2 separate regions of the Homo sapiens genome follow, and region 2 is linked to region 1. A link is a contact called in ENCODE POLR2A ChIA-PET data. All regions are on one chromosome and are shown on one strand. Each heading gives the region's core, a stretch centred on a gene start or an enhancer-like site at or near the end of the contact. The rest is flanking DNA. Distances are from core to core; before and after follow the strand shown.

The links. ChIA-PET counts read pairs that join two places held with the same protein, here RNA polymerase II (POLR2A).
Region 2: POLR2A ChIA-PET joins it to region 1 with 10 read pairs in activated naive CD4-positive, alpha-beta T cell. The contact joins two enhancer-like sites. POLR2A ChIA-PET finds 5 or more read pairs at or near these places in 2 of 52 experiments (GM10248 and activated naive CD4-positive, alpha-beta T cell).

The regions. Positions count from the first base shown.
Region 1 is chr19:702,413-705,217 of GRCh38, reverse strand. No RefSeq gene overlaps it. Among named protein-coding and RNA genes, the nearest start is that of PALM, 5.1 kb to the left of the region's middle. RefSeq lists silencers at 994-1,093, 1,194-1,513 and an enhancer at 151-1,121. Within about 2 kb of position 1,342, at least 8 of the 41 ENCODE cell types and tissues checked have a DNase peak (open chromatin) inside an H3K27ac peak, as active enhancers do.
Region 2 is chr19:945,867-948,671 of GRCh38, reverse strand. The region is part of intron 3 of ARID3A (AT-rich interaction domain 3A); the gene reads right to left. Among named protein-coding and RNA genes, the nearest start is that of ARID3A, 21 kb to the right of the region's middle. RefSeq lists enhancers at 790-1,189, 1,270-1,329, 874-1,373. Within about 2 kb of position 1,336, at least 5 of the 41 ENCODE cell types and tissues checked have a DNase peak (open chromatin) inside an H3K27ac peak, as active enhancers do.

The DNA of each region.
Region 1 (2,805 bases), core at 93-2,592:
GTGATCTCGGCTCACTGCAATTTCCACCTCCCAGGTTCACGCCATTCTCCTGTCTCAGCCTCCCGAGTAGCTGGGACTACAGGCTCCTGACACCACGCCCGGCTTATTTTTTGTATTTTTAGTAGAGATGGGGTTTCACCGTGTTAGCCAGGATGGTCTCGATCTCCTGACCTCTTGATCCGCCTGCCTCGGCCTCCCAAAGTGCTGGGATTACAGGTGTGAGCCACCGCACACAGCCTACAAATTTTTTTTTAAAAAATTAGCTAGGTGAGGTATCATGCATCTGTAGTTCCAGTTACTCACAGGCTGAGGTAGGAGGATCAGTTGGACCCAGGAGATCGAGGCTACGGTGAGCTGTGAAGACACCACTGCACTCCAGCCTGGGTGACAGAGCCAGACCCTATCTCAAAAATAAAATAAAATAAAAGATTCAGGGTTTGAAGGGTGGTGGAGGCATTTTGTGTAAAAATAGGAGGAAGTGAGGAGGCCGTGGGGAGGGTAAGGGACTGCTGGGATCATTTCTCCCACCGCCCCAGCTCTAAACCTCCAGGACTCACACCTCCCTCCGAGCAAAAGCTAAAGTCCTCCTGCCACTCTCAAGGCCCTGCACGAAAAACTCGCGCCGCCCACACCTCCCGACTCCAGCACACACAGGCCTGGAGGTGATGCCACTTGAACCGGGGAAATGGGCCGGGCAAACGGTGGAGGGAGACGTTCCAGGTGGCCGGAACGGCCTGGCAAAGGTGTGGAGGTGGGACAAGGTGGGGTGTGTAGTGGACCGGAGAGAAGCTGCCTCGAGTTGCCCTTCACACCCTCACTTCCACCGCCTCACTGCGCTCACCCACCCACAGGCACTGCAGCGCCCATCCGCGTCCTGTGGGGAGCAGTCACTGCACTGAGGCTCTGCCTCCTGCACCTCGGTCCCCACTCCCAGCTTCCGAAGCAATGTCGGCCCCGCCCCCTGCGCCCTAGCCCCGCCCCCTGAACCTCGGACCCGCCTCCTGGGCAATCTCGGCCCCCGCATCACCCCGCTAGCCTCGCACCCTGCACCCTAGTCCCGCCTCCCAGCAGCCTAGGCCATCTCGGCCCCGCCCCGACCCCGCCCCCTGCACCATGGCCCCGCCCCCGACATCGGCCCCACCTCCCTGCATCCCAGGCAATGTCGGCCCCGCCCCTGCACATTGGCCCCGCCCCCTGTGCCTCGGCCTCGCCTCCCAGGCAATGTCGGCCCCGCCCCTGAACCTCAGCCCCGCCTCCCAGGCAATGTAGGCCCCGCCCCTGCACCTCAGCCCCGCCTCCCAGGCAATGTCGGCCCCGCCCCTGCACCTCGGCCCCGCCTCCAGGCTTCCAGAGCGACGTTGGCCTGACCCCTTCCTGGACTCAGGGACAGGGGAGGAGTGAGGTTTCCCTGAGGGCGCCCCTGCCCTTCCTACTTCCGTAGAGCTCTACCCCGGGGCTCCGCCCAGCACGCCCCACCACTCCTTGCAGATCTGGCCACCCTCTGGAGCCTTGGACGACCGGAAGCTATAGGTGGGTCCCAAAACCTCACTCCTCCCCTGTCCCTGAGTCAGAGACCCCCCTCGCCTCTCCCCAGCCATGACTTTAGCTGAGGCCTTATGGCCCCCACCCCAACCCTGAGCCATGTCGCCTCCGGGTCTCCCCACCTCCTCTCCCTACTCCACTCTTTCACCAGAGAAATATGCCCTGGCCTGCCCCAGCTCAAACACCATCTATGGTTCCCCAGTGCCCTGCAGCCCCACAAGGCAAAGCTGAGCCCAGACAATCCTGTCTCTTCCCTGCTCACCTCTCCTTGCCCCACAACCAGCTTGGGCTTCAGCCATCCAGACACCTGCTGTTAGACGCCTTGTGTGTTCCTCTGGGAGAACTTCCCCAGCTTCCCCATTGTCACTGGGTGCCCTCGGTACCCTTGTTGTTTTTATTTTTTTGAATAAGATAGGGTCTCACTCTGCCACCCAGGCTGGAGTGCAGTGATGTGATCTTGGCTCACTGCAGCCTCGACCTCCCCCATCAGGTAATCCTCCCACCTCAGCCTCCTGAGTATCTGGGACTACAGGTGTGCACCACCACACGTGGCTAATTTTTTTTTTTTGAGACAGAGTCTTGCTCTGTTGCCCAGGCTGGAGGGCAATGGCGCAACCTCAGCTCACTGCAACCTCCACCTCCTGGGTTCAAGCCATCCTTCCACCTTAGCCTCCTGAGTAGCTGGGATTACAGGTGCCCACCATCATGCCTGGCTAATTTTTGTATTTTTAGTAGAGACGAGGTTTCACCGTGTTGGCCAGACTGGTCTGGAGCTCCTGACCTTAGGTGATTCACCTGCCTCGACCTCCCAAAGTGCTGGGATTACAGGCGTGAGCCACCGTGCCTGGCGTTTGCTATTCCTCTTGTCTGTCCACACTCTCTTTCCCACTAAATTCTTCTGACAGACAATGTCATTTACATGTTGTGTTCAGCGTTTCCTTCCTGCCTCTCTGCTGAATGTCAGCCCCACAAGGGCAGGAACTTGCCTGTCTTCTTCACTGCTGAGTCCCCAAGGCCCACAACACTGTCTGTACACAGTAGGTGCTCAATAAATGCTCACGGAATGAGTTGAGTGAATGAATGGATGGTTTCCTGTCTTCTACCCTCTTCTCTGACTGTGATGGCTTCCATGGGAAGGACGGGGCAGGATCCAGCTTACGGATGGGCAAACAGGCGCTTTACAAGGGGCGCCAGGGCCCCAGTCCCCACCAGCATGCCGCATCCAGTACCTTGCTGTTTTTTTTTTTTTCCAACGGAGTCTCG
Region 2 (2,805 bases), core at 87-2,586, 240 kb before region 1:
ACAGAGTCCAGAGGCCAGGAATGAACAGCTGGACAGATGAGGCAGGAATGAAGAAGGAATGAAGACGGAGCAGAGCCTGGGGCTGCAGGCGGGAGGAGGGCACGGGGGGCAGGAGGACCTGGAGGACCTGGAGTCTCGCGCCCCAGTCTGCCCATTCTCCGGGCCTCAGTTTACCCATGGTGGGGGTGGGGCCGAAGCCATCAAGAAGCGGAAGCTGGCGCTGTGGCCCCGCAGGACCGCGGCCCCGGGAGGCCGGGGGATTTTGAATCTCGCTGTTTTTCCCGTCCCGGAAACTCCCAGGACTGACAGAGGCAGCAGAGCTGAGCGTGGACCACAGGGCCAGCCACACGGGGCTGTCAGTCCACAGCGTTTCTGCCAGGACAGGGCACTCTGCAGCCATTATTGAGCACCTCCTGTGTGTCCTGGACTATCTTGTATGCTGGGGAGATGCAGTGTCCAAAAAGGGCCCGGACTTCCCGGTTCAGGGAGCAGGAGGAAGAGGTCAGCTGGGGCGGGTGGGCTGTGAAGGGAAACACCAGGGGACAGGCGGCCCCGACCGACCTGGACTGATGGGTCGGGGGAGGGCAGGGTCACCCACACCCAGCAGGCGCTTACTTAGCTAGCGTCTGCTGTGTGACCTCAGGCCCTTCCCCGCCCTCTCTGGGCTCTGCCTGGCCATGGGTTGCTCCTCGTGCACCTGACCAGCCGGGGGGCTCCCCCGCCTGCCTAAGCCACGAGGTCCTTTCAATTCCCGTCAGCACAGCCAGGCCTCGGCGGATGCAGATGCTGAGAGCCCCGCCGGGCGTGGGGAAATTGGGGAAGTGATTCTGGGCAGGGCCGAACATCTGCCGGCTCCACTCCCCCGGCCCTGATGGGCCCCGAGTCCCCTCTCTGGAAATACACAGCGCCGCACCCACGGGGCGGATATTAATAACACTCTCCAGAAATGACAATGAAGCGCGGCCCGGGAAGCTGGCGTGGTGAAGGTGCTTCTCTGTGGATTTCCAGATCACGAGATTCCGGGGGAGCTTGCTGACGCCAGACCCTCCTCATTCTCCCGTGACGGGCCCTTCGTGCGATCGCCACCCTGGCACCTCGGTCTTCTCATCTGTGAAACGGTCCCGGGGCATCTGGGTGGGGGCTGAGACATGGATGGGGGAGTCCCTTGCTCAGGGAGGAGACGCTGACCGGCCGCCAGCCCGTTTCACAGTTGGGGAAACTGAGGCCCACGAGTCCAGGACGGCAGCGACAGGCCTGGTGCTGAGATGTGGCCGGGGTGGGATCAGCTGACAGGCACTTCCAGAAAGTTGGTGCAGAGGAGGCAGGAGGCAGCCCCATGGCGGCGAGATATGACGTGGAAATCTGGGGCCCGCAGTCCCTAATAGAGTCTCCGCCGAGGGCACTGGCCTTAAGCAGCCCCTCTATCTGCCAGGAAACCCGTTTCACAGATGCAGACACAGACACAGATCTGGGCTGACGGCAGGGGGTGCCCCAGGCCACACACAGACACACCCCACCCCACGGTGCCCAGCAATGGGGGGCACCCAGCAAACATTTCAATGCAGAATCTCAGTGTGGGCTGGGCACAGTGGCTCCCACCTTTGATCCCAGCACTGTGGGAGGCCGAGGTGGGCAGACTGCTCGAGCCCAGGAGTTTGAGACCCGCCTGGGCAATATGACAAAACCCTGTTTTTACAAAAAAAAAAAAAAAAATTAGCCAGGCATAGTGGCGCACCTGTAATCCCAGCTACTCAGGGGGCTGAGGCAGGAGGATCACGTGAGCCCAGGAGCTCGAGGCTGCAGTGAGCCGAGATGACATCACTGCACTCCAGCCTGGGCAACAGAGGGAGACCCTGTCACACACACACACACACAAACAAACAAACAGAATTTTAGTTTTGAAGCCTTTGGGATTAAAGAAAGAAAACATTAGCCGGGGACGGTGGCTCACGCCTGTAATCCCAGCACTTTGGGAGGCCGAGGCAGGCGGATCACTTGAGGTCAGGAGCTTGAGACCAGCCTGGCCAACATGGTGAAACCCCATCTCTACTAAAAATACAAAAATTAGCCGGGCATGGTGGCGGGCGCCTGTAGTCCCAGCTACTCGGGAGGCTGAGGCAGGAAAATGGCGTGAACCCGGGAGGCGGAGCTTGCAGTGAGCCAAGACCGCGACACCGCACTCTAGCCTGGGAGACAGTGAGACTCCGTCTCAAAAAAAAAAAAAAAAAAAAAGATTCAAAAAATTAGCCGGGCGTGGTGGTGCACGCTTGTAATCCCAGCTACTCGGGAGGCTAAGGCAGGAGAATCGCTTGAACCCGGGAGGCGGAGCTTGCAGTGAGCCAAGATCGCACCACTGCACTCCAGCCTGGGTGACAAAGCAAGACTCTGTCTCATAAATAAATACATAAATAAATAAATAAAAAGGAAAAAGTAAAAGTAAAAAAAACAAAAAAATAAAAATGAAATACCCAGTGTTCTCCTCCCCCAGGCAGTGACGAACCTGCCACTCCACGCGGCCGGGGCGTTCTGTACAGGGTCCCCGCCCCCCAGACCGGCCAGCCCACCCACAATACGCCCTCATGCTCCCACCTGGACGCCGGGCCCCTGCCTCCGCGAGCCTCATTTTTCCCTGCTGAGAAATGGGCTCGGAGTAACCGCAGGGTCCAAGCACTTTGCCCAGAGCTGGGCACTCAGCAATTAACTCCGTCCTGGGGTTCCCTGCAGACGGGACCTGGACGGTCCCAGAAAGCCTCAGAAGTGTCATGCCCAGCAGGAGTGTCCATTTGGAAAGAGGCACCTGGTGGG